Linked DNA regions of Homo sapiens: region 2 is linked to region 1. Evidence: read pairs that join two places in POLR2A ChIA-PET (ENCODE). Cell type or tissue: MCF 10A. All regions are shown on one strand.

What was found. ChIA-PET counts read pairs that join two places held together with the same protein. Peaks named below come from ENCODE experiments on the same cell type or tissue, not always from the same donor. Only the 100,000 strongest peaks of a DNase experiment are listed, where the experiment ranks them.
Region 2: POLR2A ChIA-PET joins it to region 1 with 5 read pairs; 9 of 35 experiments call an interaction of 5 or more read pairs at or near these places.

Annotation. Positions count from the first base shown.
Region 1 is chr1:112,394,063-112,399,062 of GRCh38, reverse strand. CTTNBP2NL (CTTNBP2 N-terminal like) reads right to left here and starts at 2,849. Exons shown (of 6, transcript NM_018704.3): 1 at 2,791-2,849. RefSeq lists a silencer at 2,602-2,651. In MCF 10A, a CTCF peak has its summit at 4,389; DNase peaks (open chromatin) are centred at 2,942, 4,372 and 4,762.
Region 2 is chr1:112,636,679-112,641,678 of GRCh38, reverse strand. The region is part of intron 1 of CAPZA1 (capping actin protein of muscle Z-line subunit alpha 1); the gene reads right to left. Among named protein-coding and RNA genes, the nearest start is that of CAPZA1, 19 kb to the right of the region's middle. RefSeq lists an enhancer at 3,189-3,689. In MCF 10A, no CTCF peak of the experiment used is centred here; no DNase peak of the experiment used is centred here.

The DNA.
Region 1 (5,000 bases):
CAGATGTGAGCCACCAAGCCTGGCCTCAGAAACTATTCTTGAACAAAAATCAGCAATCAGTCCCTAGTGATCTCTCCTAAATTCACTTCATTCCTATCAGGTCAGATATTTAGAACAATAAAATCCTAAAATGATTAGCACTCATTACGTTCTTAAGTCTGGTTCAAATTTCATGACAGTAAAATAGTATTTTCTAACTAGCAGATTACATATATATTTTTTTAACTTTTTTTTTTTTTTTTTTTGTTAAGAGACAGGGTCTCTTTCTGCTGCCCAGGCTGGAGAGTGCAGTGGCATGATCATAGCTCACTGTAACCTCAAACACCTGGGCTCAAGCAAGCCTCCTGCCTCAGCCTCCCAAGTAGCAAGGATTACAGGGATGAGCCACCACACCCTGCCTCACAGATATTTCTTTATAAGAAATTCAAAATTTTAGTCACTTAAGACACTGGAATTTCATAAGACAGAAGATGGGGAAAATCAAGTTAAATGAAGACAACAAGTAGGCCGTTTATACTAACAAATTGTGCCAAATCTAATCAGTACATTGCCTTTCAGTCTACCCTAAGGTGACAGCCTCAAACTAAGTTAAACAAACACTCATGAAGTCATACTATATACTAGGAACTGTGAAAGATATAAAGATGAAAAACAAAAAATACTACTATCTGCCCTCAAAGAATTTATAATTCAAGGAGAGAGATCAGACATCTATCCTCTGCATACTATGCTTTTCTTCACCTAGCATGACCAAACAGGTGTTGAAAAGGTTAAAGGAAAGATTTTCAAGACCCAAAAGTGTAACAAACAGATCTTGCTTACTGTGCTAAATAATAAAAGAATATTATTTGCTTTTTCCTATTAAACCTCGGCAATCACAACTTTGGTTTGCTTAGTCTCTTACCTTAGTTTATTTTCTGTTCTCTGTTGATATAATACAACTTATCTTTTTGGGATTTTCTGTTCTGCTTTTAGTTTTTTCTGCTGTTATTGCTGGGAGCTCACGTCTTACCCTTCTATTGCAGCACACATTGCGTTTGCTAGAGACACCCTCCAGTTTCTTCTTTGTACTTTCTTACTGGAGATTTGGAAACAATCACTGAGAAGACCTGTGAGCACCGAGTGGCTCTGAAAACTTCAAACCTAACTATTCAAAAGTAATTATCTTTAGGAAGTCTACCTTCAGAAAGTCTAATCAAGAAGGTAAAAGACAACAGTCATTACAATCACCCTCCGTGATTCCAACTCCTTGCATTTTATTGCCATCAGCTTTGGCTATAGCTGACAGAGGGGAGGTAGACTTGAGATTGGAAGCAAAAGAAACTATGCTAAAAACATGGTAAATTTTAATATATAAAAGCGCTAGCAATAGATGATTACTGGGGATTCAACGACATTAACATGAGGTCAAAATCAACACTTTGCACCTGCTGAAATGAAGACCACTTGACAAAACCTTTAGGAGCACACTAGAAGAGGCACTTTTTGGTAAACATGAATAGCTAGAATACCTTGCCTTTATTTACTCTTATCTCTGAGATTTAAAAATTGTTCTTACTTTTCATCCTCTAAATTTTGATAGATGATCGTAAAACCAATCAAAATATACATGAATGTTTCCTGGGGGCGGGGAGGACACTATAAAAAAGGGGTTAGAGAGTTACCAAAGGACATAGGACTAGATTAATCATAAACCTAGATGACTGACCCTGAATTTTCTTCAAACACTTCCTGTCTTTTGTTTCAACCTGCAGTATACCTTCAAGGTTAACTGCAGTCTCCCTGAGCAATGGACCAGCCCACCCTAGACTGGGATATACTCATTCCTAATCCACTGCTACTTATTTACTTATGTATACTGTTTCATTTGAAAACATGGTGTTATTCATTGACTGTCAAGCAACATATACTGCATTCCTGCCCACACAAAGCCAGCTCTGCAGATATCCAACACACCCACCTCACTGTGAAATATAAGATGGCTTTTCATCAAGTTCTCAGGGAGGAAATAGGGTGGAAAAGGAAAAATGAAACGCAATTCAAACCTAAGAAACCCTTAGAGGCTGGGTGCTCCCAGAAGGAACAGAAAGTAGAAGGAAGGTACAAAGGGTGAAGGAGAGGAGGTCCTAGTTCTCCCTCTTTCACAGTCCAAAACAGTCCCAAAACAGGAGAGCTCTCGACTCCTCACAAGAGGCCAGAGGATGCGAGGGGCTGCGGGAGGAAGACTGAGCATCAGAGAATGGGGGATGGGAAGAACTTAAGTGGGAGAAGCCGCTTCCTCCGTAAAGCTGGCTGTCTAGGTCGGTCTTTGATTTTTGCTTCGCCCCATCCCTCCTTTTTGGGAAACACCAATTTTATCTTACGGAGGAAAGCAGCTCCAGTCCCACCCTGGCGAGCAGGGACAGGTGTAGGGAGGGATGTTTGGCCTTCCGGGGGTACGAAATGGGGTTGGGGGCGGCAGCCTAGAGAATCGGTACCTGTGAGTCCTCTCCGCCAAGGCTGAGGTGCGGGGTGGGAGGTGCCTTTGAATGAGGGGTGTCAGAGGGAAGCCCCTTCTGAGGAGCTGGGAATCGACGAGGGACAAAAAGTAGCTGTGAGGACCCTCGGAGGATGAGGAGCCGCCTCCTCGGGGAATACCGGGAGGTGGAGGAGACGGCCCCGCCCCCTCAGGGGATGGGCCCAGAGGCCGTTGAGACGGCGGCGGGAGGCTACCGGTGCCCCTATCCTTGCTTTGCTCTTGAGAACCCGGCCTCCCAGCCATCACCAAGCCCCAGGGATAGTTGCTCCTACCTTTCCACGACGCTCCGGGCTCCGCTCCCCTCCGCCTCCACTCCCCATCCACAGCGGCTGAGGCTCCGCCCCCTCAGCCGCCCGGCGGGGGCATTGGCATTCACCAGCGCCAATCGCCTCCTTGCTTCTCCAGCCTCGGCCCCAATCCGCGCCGGCTGGAGGCGGGGCTTCTCCAAAGTCATTCAGGCTCCTCCCGGGGCCCCAAGATCCCTTTTGTTTGGGAAGAGCAAGGCCGGGATTGAGCTCGCGTCACTTCCGGGAGGAAGCGCCCTCCTGGGTCCTGGGCTTCAGGGTGGGCTCGCGCCCCTCCCGGCTCGGGGTCTGCAACTTTCCACCTCTGCGTGAAAAGTCTGGGCAGGACCGTGACTAGTGCTTCGTGCTTTTACCTGACTGTACGCGGAGTTTAGGAATGGAGGGCTCTGGTGGCCTAATCGATTGGGATTTTATCCAGAATGTTAATAAATGAAGTGGGCTTTGGTGTCTGCATTAGAATGAATTCGTTGTTGAAAAACCTGGCTTCCTTGCTCCCTTTTTTTTTTTCTTTTTTCTGGAAGCGCCTGTGGGCGTGGTGCTGGAAGCAAGGGTGCAAAGATGAAACACCTGGAGATCACCCTTCTCTCAACCACATTTTGTACAGAAGAGGATACTAACTTTGGGGGACATAAACCCAGCCGACCTGCCTTCCAGGCGGAAGTCAAATAATTGCAAATTTGTGTGGCAGGTTTTTCCACCCTATGCTTGCCAGCTGAGGCGACTTTTTTCTTTCCTTGGCCTCATTATATTGTGGGGAATGGTGTTTGCAGTGAAGTTGAAACAATGGAGAGTACAGAGGATGCAAGGAATGTCTGCCTTGTGAACACAGGAATGCAGATCTTGGTGGCAGCAAGTCTTAGGCAGGACCAAATAACTCAGAGAGGGGAGTGGATGTATAACTAGTTGTATCCCTACCTAAGGTCAAAGTTTCTGAATTCCTTTTCCACAGAATGGCTGTCAGCTCACAGATTGATGCAGCTGGTTACATTTACAATAACCACATTATTTAAAATACAATATAATAAATATTTGAGACGAATATTCATAATGCATAAATAATGTAGTACACTTAATACATTATCCCTAAACTTAGCAATTATAATTCGCAAGACAGCATTAGGGACCTAGTGCTTGCCTAGGCAGACAGTCCCCAAGGCAGATGCAGCCTGCCTCATGCAGTTTACAGTCTGACTGAGGGATGTGATCAGTTTGTGCGATTATAGTCTGAAAGAAGTAAACAAGTATTTATCATGTTATCACTGTGCCATGTACTTTCATTTAATGGTATTTGATGTCATTTTCAGTGCTGTATGAGAAATCTATCCTACAGTGTAGGATAGACATCATTGTGTCCAATTTACAGATGAGAAGATAGAGATTCAGAGAAGTCAAATAAAGTCATAGAGCTAGTAAATGGTAAAGAATTTCCAGTAAGGATGTATGACTCCATACTTATGCCATATTCTGCTCACTTCACACTGGCTCTCACATGCTGGACTAAGAATGGGCGTGGATGATGGTAAAGCAAACATTAGAGCCAGAAGGACAGCTCTATGCCTCCCCCTGTTGATTTTAGGCTTGGGAGGGTCATCTCTGTATATGAAGGATAGCAAGACTATGAGTGAAGGTGCTCGATAGCAGTGTAAGTGAATCTGGAGTAATGATGCAGGGTATACTGAACTTCAGAAAGGCATTATGCCTTGTGTTCTGAAAACTGACAATCTGAAAGCTAAAATGAGGGGCCAGGCACAGAGTAGGTACTCAATAAATATTGACTTGAAACAAAATGTCTGAAATGATTACAAATACAGAGTGTTAGGTGCTGGAGCAGGCAAAGGAACTTGAAAAATCCCATTTCCTCCTCCTCCCTTTCGCTCTGCCTATGTGTATGCAATGAGGAAGTGCCTCATCGCCTGACAATGAAGCAGATGTGGGAGAACAAGCTATTTTCTGCTGGCTTCTGAGTCACTCTAAGAGTTGTTCTAGTGAATCAGCTCCTCCCTTGTTTTTCTTTTCTTTTTTTTTTTTTTTTTTATCGAGATGGAGTCTCGCTCTGTCTCCCAGACTGGAGTGCAATGGCGCAATCTCTCACTACAACCTCCGCCTTCTGGGTTCAAGCGATTCTCCTGCCTCAGCTTTCCGAGTAGCTGGGATTATAGGCGCCTGTCACTGTGCCC
Region 2 (5,000 bases), 240 kb before region 1:
GACCTCAAATGATCCACCCGCCTCACCTCCCGAAGTGCTGGGACTACAGGTGTGAGCCACTGCGCCCGGCCTCAGTTTTAATATCTAATTTAACAGATATAAGCCACATAAAAAAAAAATTCAGTTTTTAAGTATGTAAAGGGGTCCTGACAGTAAAAAAGTTTGAGAAGTGCTCCATTTGTTGACATGGGTTTATAATATGCTGTTTATATATGTTTATAATGTGCTGTTGAATGAAAAGGGCTTTTACTTCTTTCCTGGTCTTTTAGAAATTATATATATTTACACCTATGTATAGCTACTAAATTTTAACTGGGACTATCTCTAGTACAAAAAAAATTGTTTTCTTTTTTTGGCTTACCTCTGTGTTCAAAAAGTTATAAGAAATATAATGTTACTAGTATGATAAAGCAAATTAAAATTTTTTTTTTCAATTATTTATTTATTTATTTTTTTTTTTATTGATCATTCTTGGGTGTTTCTCACAGAGGGGGATTTGGCAGGGTCATAGGACAATAGTGGAGGGAAGGTCAGCAGATAAACAAGTGAACAAAGGTCTCTGGTTTTCCTAGGCAGAGGACCCTGCGGCCTTCCGCAGCGTTTGTGTCCCTGGGTACTTGAGATTGGGGAGTGGTGATGACTCTTAATGAGCATGCTGCCTTCAAGCATCTGTTTAACAAAGCACATCTTGCACCGCCCTTAATCCATTTAACTCTGAGTGGACACAGCACATGTTTCAGAGAGCACAGGGTTGGGGGTAAGGTCACAGATCAACAGGATCCCAAGGCAGAAGAACTTCTCTTAGTACAGAACAAAATGAAAAGTCTCCCATGTCTACCTCCTTCTACACAGACACGGCAACCATCCGATTTCTCAATCATTTCCCCACCTTTCTCCCCTCTCTATTCCACAAAGCCGCCATTGTCATCCTGGCCCGTTCTCAATGAGCTGCTGGGCACACCTCCCAGACGGGGCGGTGGCCAGGCAGAGGGGCTCCTCACTTTCCAGCAGGGGCGGCCGGGCAGAGGCACCCCTCACGTCCCGGATGGGGCGGCTGGCCGGGCGGGGGGCTGACCCCCCCACCTCCCTCCCGGATGGGGCGGCTGGCCGGGCAGGGGGCTCCTCACTTCCCAGGAGGGGCGGCCGGGCAGAGGCGCCCCTCACCTCCCGGACGGGGGGCTGACCCCCCCACCTCCCTCCCGGACTGGGCGGCTGGCTGGGCAGAGGGGCTCCTCACTTCCCAGTAGGGGCGGCCGGGCAGAGGCGCCCCTCACCTCCCGGACGGGGCGGCTGGCCGGGTGGGGGGCTCACCCCCACCTCCCTCCCGGACGGGGCGGCTGGCCGGGCGGGGGGCTGACCCCCCCACCTCCCTCCCGGACGGGGCGGCTGGCCGGGCAGAGGGGCTCCTCACTTCCCAGTAGGGGCGGCCGGGCAGAGGCGCCCCTCACCTCCCGGACGGGGCGGCTGGCCGGGCGGGGGGCTGACCCCCCCACCTCCCTCCCGGACTGGGCGGCTGGCCGGGTGGGGGGCTGATCCCCCCACCTCCCTCCCGGACGGGGCGGCTGGCTGGGCAGAGGGGCTCCTCACTTCCCAGTAGGGGCGGCCGGGCAGAGGCGACCCTCACCTCCCGGAAGGGGCGGCTGGCCGGGCGGGGGGCTGACCCCCCCACCTCCCTCCCGGACGGGGCGGCTGGCCGGGCGGGGGGCTGACCCCCCCACCTCCCTCCCGGACGGGGCGGCTGGCCGGGCGGGGGGCTGACCCCCCCACCTCCCTCCCGGACGGGGCGGCTGGCCGGGTGGGGGGCTGACCCCCCCACCTCCCTCCCGGACGGGGCGGCTGGCCGGGCAGAGGGGCTCCTCACTTCCCAGTAGGGGCGGCCGGGCAGAGGCGCCCCTCACCTCCCGGACGGGGCGGCTGGCCAATTTTTTTAATAAAAAAAGGAGCATGTCAACATCCCTCATCCTTTAATTTTTTTTTTTAAGATGAAAGGGGAAATAAAGAAAGATAAAAGCTACTGAGTGACATGAAAACTGAAAGAACCAGGTCAAGGAAGCCAAAGGACTGAGGTGAGGATGTCCAAATCCTAAAGGCAATAAAGAAGGCTTCTTAAAGTTACTTCTTGACCAAGACCTTTGACCTTCATATCCCCATAGTACCTCATGCTTAAAAAATTGATGAATTGGTTAAACAAGGGGATTATATGAAAGAAAAAGGTAAACTAAAAGCTCACTTCCATTTTCTAAGTTAAAAAGCAGGGTGAGGGAAGAAAATCTAGTAGTAGTATTTGAATTCGGGTTCAAGTGCTGAAAAAACTTAATATTCCCTGTTCATCTGTGAATATCAAGAACAGGAGAAATATCCAATTAGAGGAACCAAAACATCTCCCAGTTTTTAAATGAAAGCGAGGAGATTTGAAAGTATATGCAATGGCAAGGGTGAAATACTTAATGAGTGGTTAAAAATAATGTAGTTATCATTAGATGCCAACATGGAATCCTAAAACACATTGTCATAGCAAGGAATCCTATGTTATTTCCTGACAGTTACTAAAATGGTGGATGGTTATTAGATATTTGATAGTTTCTGAAGTGTTGATTTTTCACTATTTGAACACAATACCACAAAAATACCTTTAAGTAGTAGACATAATACATATAATTATATTAAAATTATATAATATATAATTATATATTATATAAATTATTCTCTCTCTATATATATCTCTATCTCTATATCTATACCTATATCTATATCTATATCTATATCTATATCTATATCTATGGAGTCTCGCTCTGTTGCCCAGGCCGGAGTGCAGTGGCATGATCTCGGCTCACTGCAACCTCTGCCTCCTGGGTAGCTGGGATTACAGGCATGTGCTACCACACCTGGCTAATGTTTGTATTTTTAGTAGGGATGGGGTTTCACCATGTTGGCCAGGCTGGTCTCGAACTCCTGACCTCAGGTGATCCACCTGCTTCAGTCTCCCAAAGTGCTGGGATTACAGATGCGAGCCACTGTGCCCGGCCTGATATATTTACATACTCACTATAAAATCTAAAGTCTGGGCTGGGTGTGGTGGCTCACGCCTGTAATCCCAGCATTTTGGAAGGCTGAGGTGGGTGGATCAATTGAGGTCAGGAGTTTGAGACCAGCCTGGCCAACATGGTGTAACCCTGTCTCTACTAAAAATATAAACACTAGCCGGGCGTAGTGGTGGGCACCTGTAATCCCAGCTACTCGGGAGGCTGAGGCAGGAGAACTGCTTGAACCCAGGAGACGGAGGTTGCAGTGAGCCAACACAGTGCCACTGCACTCCAGCCTTGGTGACAGAGTGAGACTCTGTCTCAAAAAATAAATAAATCTAAAGTCTGTTCCATGGCTCCTCCTTCCCTAATTCCTCCACTCATACCACTTAGCTCCTAGACTTACAGCTACACTCATGCCTCAGGGTATATTTCTTGTTCCTTTGGCCAGAAATGCTCTCTTGGATTATTCACTCCAATCTTTATTTAGTCTCTGTTCAAATGTTACCTGCCAAATAAACTACCCTTCCCTAACTCCCATATATAAATTAGCTGTTGTACCCTTCCAACCTTCACAATTCTAGCCCTTTTACTGCTTTATTTTTCTTCAAGGAATTTGCCACCACTTAACATATACTTACATGTTTACTGTCCAACATCCCCCAAAGTCCAAGATCATAGAGCAAGAGTCAATAAACTGCTAATGTAAAGGGCAGATGGGCTTTGGGAGTCACAGCGTTTCTGTCCCAACTGTTAAGCATGGTTGTGTTCCAATAAAACTTTATTTTGTACTCTGAAATTTGTATTTCATGTAATTTTCACATCATGAAATATGATTATTCTTTTTTTGTTTTCAACCATTCCAAAAGCATTAGTTTATAGATCCTATAAAAACAGGCAGTGGGCCCAGCACAGCAGCTCACACCTGTAATCCCAACACTTTAGGAGGCCAAAGCTGGAGAAACGCTTGAGCTCAGGAATTCGAGACCCAGCCTAGGCAACACAGTAAGATCTTATCTCTATTACAAATAACAAGAAAATTTAGCCGGGCATGGTGGCACATGCCTGTAGTCCAAGCTACTCAGGAGGTTGAGGCAGGAGGATCACTTGAGCCTGGGGGGTCAAGGCTGCAGTGAGCTATGATTGTGCCACTGCACTCCAGCCTGTGCAATAGAGCAAGAGCCTGTCTCAACAAACAACAAAACAAAACAAAACAAAAACAGATGGTGGACTGGATTTGGCCCACTGGCCATAGTTTGTCAACCCCTGACACAGAACAAAAGAACTTGTTATGTTTGTTCACTGCAGTATACCCAGGACTGAGACCTAGAACATGCTAGGAATGTGAATGAATGAATACTATTTTATTGTTTATAAAACTCTTATGTAAGCTGTTTCTTTTATTGATCTTTAAAACAGCTTGTTAAAGAAGGCAGGGGAGAGACTATTATCCCCATTTATAAATCAAGAAATAGGTTCAGGGAGTGTAAGTGCCTTGTCTAAGATTGCATGCTTATAATAAATGGGTGGAGCTGGAATTGTAACTTAGACATTCAACTATATCATGCAGTATTAAAAGGAAGTATAAGTCTGGAGGATTACCTTTAGTGTGTCACATGAATTTGACTGTCCTTTTAGACTGTTTTAACCAAGAATTGAGTCAAAGCTATGCTTGTGAAAGATGCAGTTGTTACAAAGTTGAGAAGAATAGATAAAATGATAAATAAGTTTAAAAGTTAACATTTTATCCAACTTCAAAACTGGGTCAAAGCTAAGATGAAATTAATAGAGCAAAAGGGGAGAGGGAAATGACTAAGCAGTTAGTGACTGAAAAAATATCTTTGCTACAATACAGATGAGGGATGACATTTTCATTAACAGTGATTTAGTCAATCATTCTCAAGGGTGGGAGAGTGAAAGAAAGAAGGCAGTTATCTCCCATAAAGGGGAGGTATGTCAGCTCCTCTAACTTGAGAA